2 separate regions of the Homo sapiens genome follow, and region 2 is linked to region 1. A link is a contact called in ENCODE Hi-C or POLR2A ChIA-PET data. All regions are on one chromosome and are shown on one strand. Each heading gives the region's core, a stretch centred on a gene start or an enhancer-like site at or near the end of the contact. The rest is flanking DNA. Distances are from core to core; before and after follow the strand shown. Region 1 overlaps DYRK1A (dual specificity tyrosine phosphorylation regulated kinase 1A). Region 2 overlaps KCNJ6-AS1 (KCNJ6 antisense RNA 1).

The links. Hi-C counts contacts between places; a loop is a spot of excess contacts on that map. ChIA-PET counts read pairs that join two places held with the same protein, here RNA polymerase II (POLR2A). Pooled maps may share reads with other maps.
Region 2: a pooled map shows a loop between it and region 1 (1.9-fold over the local background). The contact joins two enhancer-like sites. A Hi-C loop is called at or near these places in 2 of 37 single-sample maps with no recorded cell type and 6 of 50 pooled maps. POLR2A ChIA-PET finds 5 or more read pairs at or near these places in 3 of 52 experiments (BJ, activated CD8-positive, alpha-beta memory T cell and activated naive CD4-positive, alpha-beta T cell).

What each region holds. Positions count from the first base shown.
Region 1 is chr21:37,411,845-37,416,140 of GRCh38, forward strand. The region is part of intron 1 of DYRK1A (dual specificity tyrosine phosphorylation regulated kinase 1A); the gene reads left to right. Among named protein-coding and RNA genes, the nearest start is that of DYRK1A, 47 kb to the left of the region's middle. Within about 2 kb of position 2,352, at least 2 of the 41 ENCODE cell types and tissues checked have a DNase peak (open chromatin) inside an H3K27ac peak, as active enhancers do.
Region 2 is chr21:37,553,731-37,558,026 of GRCh38, forward strand. All of the region lies in intron 1 of KCNJ6-AS1 (KCNJ6 antisense RNA 1), which reads left to right. Among named protein-coding and RNA genes, the nearest start is that of KCNJ6-AS1, 37 kb to the left of the region's middle. RefSeq lists enhancers at 3,540-3,599, 3,810-3,989. Within about 2 kb of position 2,424, at least 4 of the 41 ENCODE cell types and tissues checked have a DNase peak (open chromatin) inside an H3K27ac peak, as active enhancers do.

The sequences.
Region 1 (4,296 bases), core at 1,102-3,601:
CACATAACTACTATTCTCTTTTTGAAAAACAAATACAATCATGTTATCTGCATATTGCTTTACAACCCACTTTTTCTACATGAAGCAATATTTTCATTGTATTCCGCTGTGCCAATCTGTTTATTGAACATGTACTGCGATACAGAAATACGAGATCTAGTGGTACTTTTCACCAAGTAGTAGATAATACCACTGGAGTGAGTATATAACATAAATAATTAACAGAATATAGCAGGAGATAAATGCAAGTTAAGAGGAGAGGCTGGAGTGACTTTAAAGTGGATGAAGGCAAATTGAGGTGATCTTGAAAATGGATAGGCAAGAAGGGGCAAATTTCAGGTAGAAGAAATAAACACTAATGCAGAAGGGGCTTAAATGCACTTTATGGAATGTCACATTGAACTGTGAGTTCAGAGGAATAAGATAAGATCATACGTTTCTAAATTATAGAGGGGTTAAATCCAGGTTGAAAGTTCTGTGTCTCAGAAAAGTATGTGTAGCAGCTTTATGCAAAATAAATTAGGGCAGCGGATACAGCTTTTTAAGCACAGTAGTTCCCAAACTTCGCTGGGTCCAGGATTCATCTGTAACATCTTGTTAAAACAAAACACATATTCTTAGGTCCTTGTCCAGGCTTCCTGAATCAGGATTTTTGGGAGTAGAGTCTGATGTAGTTTAGGGAACCTGCCCTAGAGTTTATGACATAACCATCAGGCCTAGGAGATAGTTAATTCTAGGAAGCATTTGTAATACTTAAGGTGAATTAAGGACTTGGTTCAGGTGACTAAAGTGAGCATGGAGAGGAATGGAAAGGCATGAGGCACTTCGAAAATGGATAGGATTTAGTAAGACCATTTAGATAAAGTCAGCAGCTTCTAATGAAATTACTGAAAGAATGGTGGTGCGGGAATAGAGATGGGAAGTTCAAGTGGATAACATGTGGTGCAGGAATGTGATGAGGAGTTGTAGGCATAGAGAATGGAGGCAGGGATGTGGCACTGTAGGCAGCCACCCAACAGCTTGTTAGACTAGATATTGAGTGAAAAGTTTGAGTGGAGAAGAGAGTTTGAAGTATTAGTTTGGAGTAAACCATTGAAAATACTTCTTTTGCAGGGAAAGATGTATAGAGAAATGAGTGAAGCGGTCAGGGGATAGAACCAGAGGTCACATCTGAGGTTAGGGCTAAATGTGAAAGAGACATGGATTATTTGGAGGATAGCTAGTGTTGTGAAATACAAGAACATACATTTTAAGAATTTTTAAGGGGGTAGCATTTCTCTGTAAACTCCACAGAAGTGTGGGAGGGGAAGTAAGTAAAACTGAACTCACTTTACTGCTTTTAGTAATAGACTCATTGGAAGAAAATGTAAGCTATTCATGCAGTGTGTGTTTTTGATTATTTCTGGGCCTTGTTATTTTTCTGTGTTTCTGAGATGCAAGGATTATTTAAAGGCAATGGTTTATAAAATGATATATAATTACATACGTATAAAAGTACATATAACCAACTAAGTATATGTATGCATGCACTCATGCAAATCAATTATATATTTACATTTTATATATAAATTATATATGTGTGTATATATTGTATTATAGAACATCCTGTGTGGAAAAGTTGGTGCTGTCAGAAGGGAGAGAGAGCAAGGCAGTTTTCCAGTGCATTTCTTATAAGCTAGTTATGAGAAGGGCTTGCAGGTTACTGATTGAACATATTCTTTCTAAATGTCTTCTGTCTGATAGATACTCCTTTGTTAGGGAATATATACATAAATGAGATTACCCTAGATGTTCAGGTTAGTGAGGGAAACGTTACAATAGATAGCACTAAGCGCTGGATCTCAGCTTTGATTCCCAGAGCACCTAGAGCGTCATTGGGCCACCTCTTCTAAGTTCCTCTTAAGATCTAGAATTGATTTGAATAATAGAAATTTTGAGTACATTTTGTGTAGGTGACATAAAAGAACATCCTTAAGCAAGCATATCAGTTAAAGGACTTGTCTTCATGGCTCTTGGTGTTTTCTTCATACCACTTTGCTCTTAGTTCCTGTTAGCAGAGGGGAAGAAGCAGGCTCTAAGATTTAAAATTCATGCTAGTGAAAATTAGAAACAAGCCACATACCCTCAATAGGTGTTTGCTTAAAATGCATTTACGTCTTTGCAGTGGAGTACTGTGCACCTGGTAAAATGATGATGCAAATATAAATTGTTGATATAAAGATATATATGTATATATACATATATTTAAGGAGCAGAGATTCCAACACCAAATTTTGGGTGGTGGAATTTTATTAGGTTGGTGCAAAGGTAATACAGTTTTTGCCCTTGGGAGATTGGGCTGATGGTGACACCCGTTACCCAAGACTGAGAATACAGAAAGGAGAAGTGGATTTTTTCTCTGTTTTTCCTCCCTTTTTGAGTAGGGGAAATGGTAGATTCAGTTTAATATGGCCAAAAGCAGTGGCTTAGTAGTCAGTTTGCTTGGATTTGAATATCTCTCTACCATTAGTCGTGTGTGATTTGGGATGGTTTCACTTCACCTCTCTGTGCCTTAGTTTTCTCACCTGGACAATGGGAATGATAGTGGTACTTACTTTTTGTAATTATGGGGTTTAGTGGTTTAAAGTAGAAAATTTATACCAGGGCCCATTAAAGATAAGTCATCTCATGCAGTGAAACATAACTGGGACTTTCGAGCTCAGTTCACTGAGGTCTTCTGGGCCTGGAACAAGCCCGCCTTATAAAAGTTGGCTTTACATACTACATACTAAAGGAGTTCTTAATGTAGACTTTTAACCAACTGTCTTAGAAATGAGCCTTTGGAACCTAGGTCTGCATGTGATAGGGGTGCTTTCTAGTGTCTACTTGATAGACCAGTCACTTTCTAGTAGTGGGAGTTAGGTTCCCGAAAAGCTCTGTGGTTTGAGAATTCATTTTTGAGAATATCTATTCACAAGAGAATAGATAAACAGTTGATAGACTTGAAGGTCATACAAACCTGTGCAAATCATTGTAAATGTTTTCACATTCTAAAGGAAGACAGAGGACAGCAAGCAAAATAGAATATCAGTGGTAGTTTACATATTTTGAGTTAGTAACAGAGTACCTGTACTACTACTTTACAATTACTGATGATAACTTACCCCCAGAAACTTCTGTTTCTCCCCTTCAGTTTTAGAAATGATGTGTCAGTGCATTATGTATTGTTGCAGGTAATGTGCATATGAGGCATTTCCCTCCTGTTTTCCTCTATTTGTTGGTACGTCCAAATACTCAGTGCCTGATTTTGTCTTTCAGGCCCAGATGTGCTCTCAGAGATACTGAGTTGATGGTTGAGATAGCCAAAATTTGGGGCAAAACTCATTTAATCTGCTCAGCTTTTAGTTCTTAAACCTTCTCCCTAGTTCTTTTCACATAATTGCATGAGAAAGCACATGCTTCTAGCCTCTTTAACACAAATTTCAGCTATTCCACTTCCAAAATGCCATTGGAGTAGTATAATCCAGCACCCATGTTTATAATCCCACATGTTCTTTGACCTTGACCAAGGTTTTAATGCAAAATTGACTCATCTGCTATTGGTTTTTACCTTCCTTTCAGTTTGTCTCCTTTAATATATATATGTTTTTTTTCTTTTTGAGACAGGATCTCACCCTGTTGCCCAGGCTGGAGTGCAGTGGCATGATCAGGGCTCACTGCAGCCTTGACTTCCTGGAATCAGGTGATCCTCCCACGTTAGCCTCCTTATTAGCTGGGACTACAGGCTGCACCACCACACCCAACCAAGTTTTTTATTTTTTGGGGTAGAGATGGGGTTTTGCCATGTTGCCCAGGCTGGTCTCCAACTCCTGGTCTCAAGCGATCTACCTCCCTCTGCCTCCCAAAGTTCTGGGATTACAGGCATGAGCTGCTGTGCCTGGCCTAAAATGTTTTTGGTAAAGGGAAAATATAGCAATCTGTTATATGCTGGAATCAAAATTTTTCTACTAGATGAACTTTTGGGGAAATTTAGTATTCTGTTCTAAATTAAATGCCTTTTTCAAGTAATTACTGCTAATGAGCTCTTGTTTTTTCATGTTTAGGGTGGTTGATGCAGAGTAGTGCATATAGGGGCTAAAATCAGACTTAGACACTTGGGGGTTCTTGCATCTCTGTATTTTCTCACAACTATTTCAGTGATTCTTAATGAGTGGCATCTTGGCATAGTGAACTTTAATGTGGGACCATAGTTCACAAACTGTGACCTTAGGCCAGTTAATCCTTCTGACCCTTGCTTTCCCTGTTGATGAAATGGAA
Region 2 (4,296 bases), core at 1,174-3,673, 140 kb after region 1:
GGAGAGTCAGACAAACTTTTTGGTTGCAGTGCTTTCCATTTTTCATTTTGGAGACAGTGTCTGCACTCCCAGGCTGGAGTACAGTGGCGTGATCATAGCTCACTGAAGCCTCCAACTCCTGGGCTCAAGGGATCCTCCCTCTTTAGCCTCCCCAAAGACTGGGACTATAGGTATGTGCCATCACTCACAGCTAATTTTTTGATTTTTTATGGAGAAGAGGGTCTCACTGTGTTGCCCAGGCTGCTCTTGAACTTCTGAGCTGAAGAGATCTTCCCACCTTGGCCTCCCAAAGTGCTGGAATTACAGGCATGAGCCACCACTGTGTCTGGCCACTTTAAAAAAAAAACTTTTTTCTTTTTTAAATTTTAGAGACAGGATCTTGCTGTCTCCTAGGCTGAAGTACAGTAGCAGATCATAGCTCACTGCAGCCCCGAACTCCTGGCCTCAAGCGATCCTTCCACCTCTGCCAAATAGCTGGGACCACAGGTATGCACCACCGTGCCCAGCTAACTTTTTTTTTTTTTTGAGACGGAGTCTTGCTGTGTTGCCCAGGCTGGAGTGCAGTGGCGCGATCTTGGCTCACTGCAAGCTCCGCCTCCCGGGTTCACGCCTTTCTCCTGCCTCAGCCTCCTGAGTAGCTGGGATTACAGGCGCCCGCCACCACGCCTGGCTAATTTTTTGCATTTTTAGTAGAGACGGGGTTTCACCGTGTTAGCCAGGATGGTCTTGATCTCCCGATCTCATGATCCGCCTGCCTCAGCCTCCCAAAGTGCTGGGATTACAGGCATGAGACACCACGCCCGGCCCCAGCTAACTTTTTATTTTGTTTGTTATAGAGATGGGCTCTTGCTATGTTGCCCAGAATTGCTTTACATTTCTAACTGGACATACACCCAAGGGGCTGGTCACAAGTGTTTGCCACATTTGGTATAGTACATCTCACAGTATGCCACAGACGCTCCGCAGGCTACACTCACACAAGCTGTTCTGTGCATGGGTTATTATGGCTTGTGTATCCTGCGTGCCCATGAAGTGCCACACGAAGTGTGTACTGAAAGGGATGTGTGTGAATGCCTCAGAGGCCAGAGGCAGAGCTTGGAGCCAGAGAGATGGGAGCGCCTCAGGACCAGAGCTGGTGGAGTCATCCTAGCCGCGTGGGATAGGAAACCGTATTTTCTGTTTTCTGCTTTGGTTCTCAGAGAAGGCAACGGTTGTGTTGGGCCGGTAGGTGCAGGGGGAAGTATGCCAGCAGAAGTCTAGGAGTCAAGGACCCTGGAGGTGGAGGTGAACGGAGGGACACCCACTCACTGCTGGTGAGCGGGCATCTTAGCAGTAGAAACCTACATTTTGGAGACTTGGATATTGTTGCTATTTATAGTTTCAATCATGATTCCCCTTAGTTTTCTCCATCTTTTGCTTTATTACTTTTTTTTGCAAATGTCAGCTAATTTTAGTTATACTCGGGATAAGGCGATTGGAATTTTGATGGGCATGGTAGAAATCAGAGTTAAAAACAACAACAACAGCAACAACAAGCAGAACTCCAAGGGGAAGGTGAAGCTTGGAGGTTAAATGCTGAGAGCCCTGAAGATGACTGGAGCCCCTGCTCCCATTCCGCAGCATCTCCTAGCCCTCTTCCCTGCTTAACCTTTGGAGGGTCTTGCACTTTTGTTTTAAGAGGAAGCTGTTCTGTGTTCTTCACAGCTGATTACTTGCTACCAAGGAGGTGGCATCTCCAAAAACTTGCCTTCAACACTGGTTTGTGGCTGTACAACAGTCAAACAGTTTCTCAAAGTGTGCTTTGTGGCCCGTCAGCACCTGAAGCCCCCAGGGGCCTGTCAATTGCAGAATTCCAGCTTCCTCTTCAGACTGACTGCATGAGTCTAAATATCTGAGTGGCTGGACCTCCAGATCTTCATTTTCAGCACACAACTACTTAATTTTTCAGCACACCAAAGTTTAAGAGCCACTGCTGCAAAATCTCAGCAAGTTGAGCTGAACTCTGAACTCCCTCTTATCTCCACAGTCCCTAAATGGGGAGTATCATTTTCCCAGCTCCAAGGCGACATGCCTGAATTCCTTCAGCTTGAGTGGCGTGAACAATGTGGGTGCCTTTAAAAGGCTAACATGCTGCCAAAAGATAACCACAGGTGGACATGGCTCTGGATGGGACTCAAAGATGTGGGTTGTTTCCAAAGATAGCAATACCAAACCCGTGCTGATGACTCTGTGTGTCTATATGTGTGTGAAGCTGAAGAGCCTTATATAGCGAGGTGAGGCCCCAGGAAGGATTTGCGGAGTACAGTGCGTTCCGCACGCTCTTGAACGTGCGTGTTCTCAGAACTCTGATATGTGTGTCTCGGCAGCTGATCTGTAAGGAGGTCACCACGTGTCCACATCTATCTTTGCAGACTGCCCCATCCAGCTTAGTGAACAGCTGATAAATGCCTGTAGCAAGCAGAGCGAGGCAGCTGAGCCAGAACTTTTACAAATGGGAGCAAACATCTGCCGTGGTTGCTCGTGGTAGAGGGGCTGTTATTAGTGTTATTACAGTTGGGGATGGATAAACTGCGGAGCCTCAGATGGTTCTGTGGAGATGGACCAACAATGGCACCACAGGTAAGAAGAGGAAAGGCACACCCGGCAGCCACTCCCTCTTGTTCAAATGTTGTTCTCTTGGTTGTTTGTTGATTCTCCCATTGTATTAGTTCATTCTCACACTGCTATAAGGACATACCTGAGACTGGGTAATTTACAATGGAAAGAGATTTGATTGACTCACAGTTCCACAGGGCTGAGGAGGCCTCAGGAAACTTGCAATCATGGTGGAAGGAGAAGCATATGCATCCTTCTTCACATGGCAGCAGCAAGGAGAAGCACAGAGCAAAAGGGGGAGAAGCTCCTTATAAAACCATCAGATCTCATGAGAAACGCACTATCGCGAGAACAGGATGGGGGAAACTGCCCCCCATGATTCAATTATCTCCACCTGGTCCCTCCCATGACACATGGGGATTATAGGGACTACAATTCAAGGTGAGATGTGGGGACAGGCACGGTGGCTCACTCGTGTAATCCCAGCACTTTGGGAGGCTGAGGAGGGCAGATCACTTGAGGTCAGAAGTTTGAGACCAGCCTGGCCAACATGGTGAAACCCCATCTGTACTAAATCCCATTAGTATATAAATTAGTCTGGCATAAAATATAAAAATTAGTCTGGCATGGTGGCAGGCGCCTGTAGTCCCAGCTACTCGGGAGGCTGAAGCAGGAGATCACTTCAACCCAGTAGGTGGAGGTTGCAGTGAGCCGAGATCACGCCACTGCACTCCAGCCTGGGAGACAGAGCAAGACTCCCTCTCAAAAAAAAAAAAAAAAAAAAAAAAAAAAAAAAAAAAGAAAAGAAAAGAAAAGAAAAAAAAGAAGAAAGAAAGAAAAAAAGAGATTTGGGTGGGGACACAGCCAAACCATACCACCCATCAAAGCAGGGCACTCTCTTCCCTCACCTGCTTTACTTTTCCTCAAAGCACCCACCATCCCCTCTGGCATAAACGCCTGGATTTATTCCCAGTCCCCTTCCTGGAACATGAACCCTAGGGGAGGCTTCCGGGATGTTCTGCTCACACATGGGAGGAGCTCAAAGAGCCTTTGTTGATTGAATCGATGATAGACAAGCTATCTCAGAGGAAGATTTGAAGTGACTGGGAGCTCCTTCTCAACCCTCTCCCTGAGACCTGCTCACAGAGCATGAAGTCTAAATTCTGGCTCTGAATGAGTCTGAGCAACGCCTGAGTGCCCAGCAACCTCAGCTAAGCACAGCAAGTTTCGGTTTGTGGCTTCCTCCCTGTGCCGAGCAGATCCCATCCTTGGGGAGTCCCCAGCCGGTCTCCACAGTGTCCAGACACCACGGTTCTCATGAGGCTCTACCCTCCCTGACTTCCACTCATCCAAGGGCCTCCAAGTCTTCAAGGCCAGCTCAGGCCCAGCCCTCCAAGAAACAGTTTCTTCTGATGACACCAACCCATCCTGATGTTTCCTGATTCCCAGTTCCTATGGGCTCCAGGCCTATTGCAGTCCAGGGCTCTGCTACTGAAGCTCTGGGTCTCACCAAGTGGGAGGTATGACTGTTCATGGGATCAACAGACCCCAGAGTCCAAGGTCCAGGGCTCTTAGATTAGGTAGAATCTGGTAAGATAGTAAGATACTACCAGATACTGGTCAGGCGTGGTGGCTCATGCCTGTAATCCCAGCAACTCAGGAGGCCGAGGCAGGCGGATCACGAGATCAAGAGATCGAGAC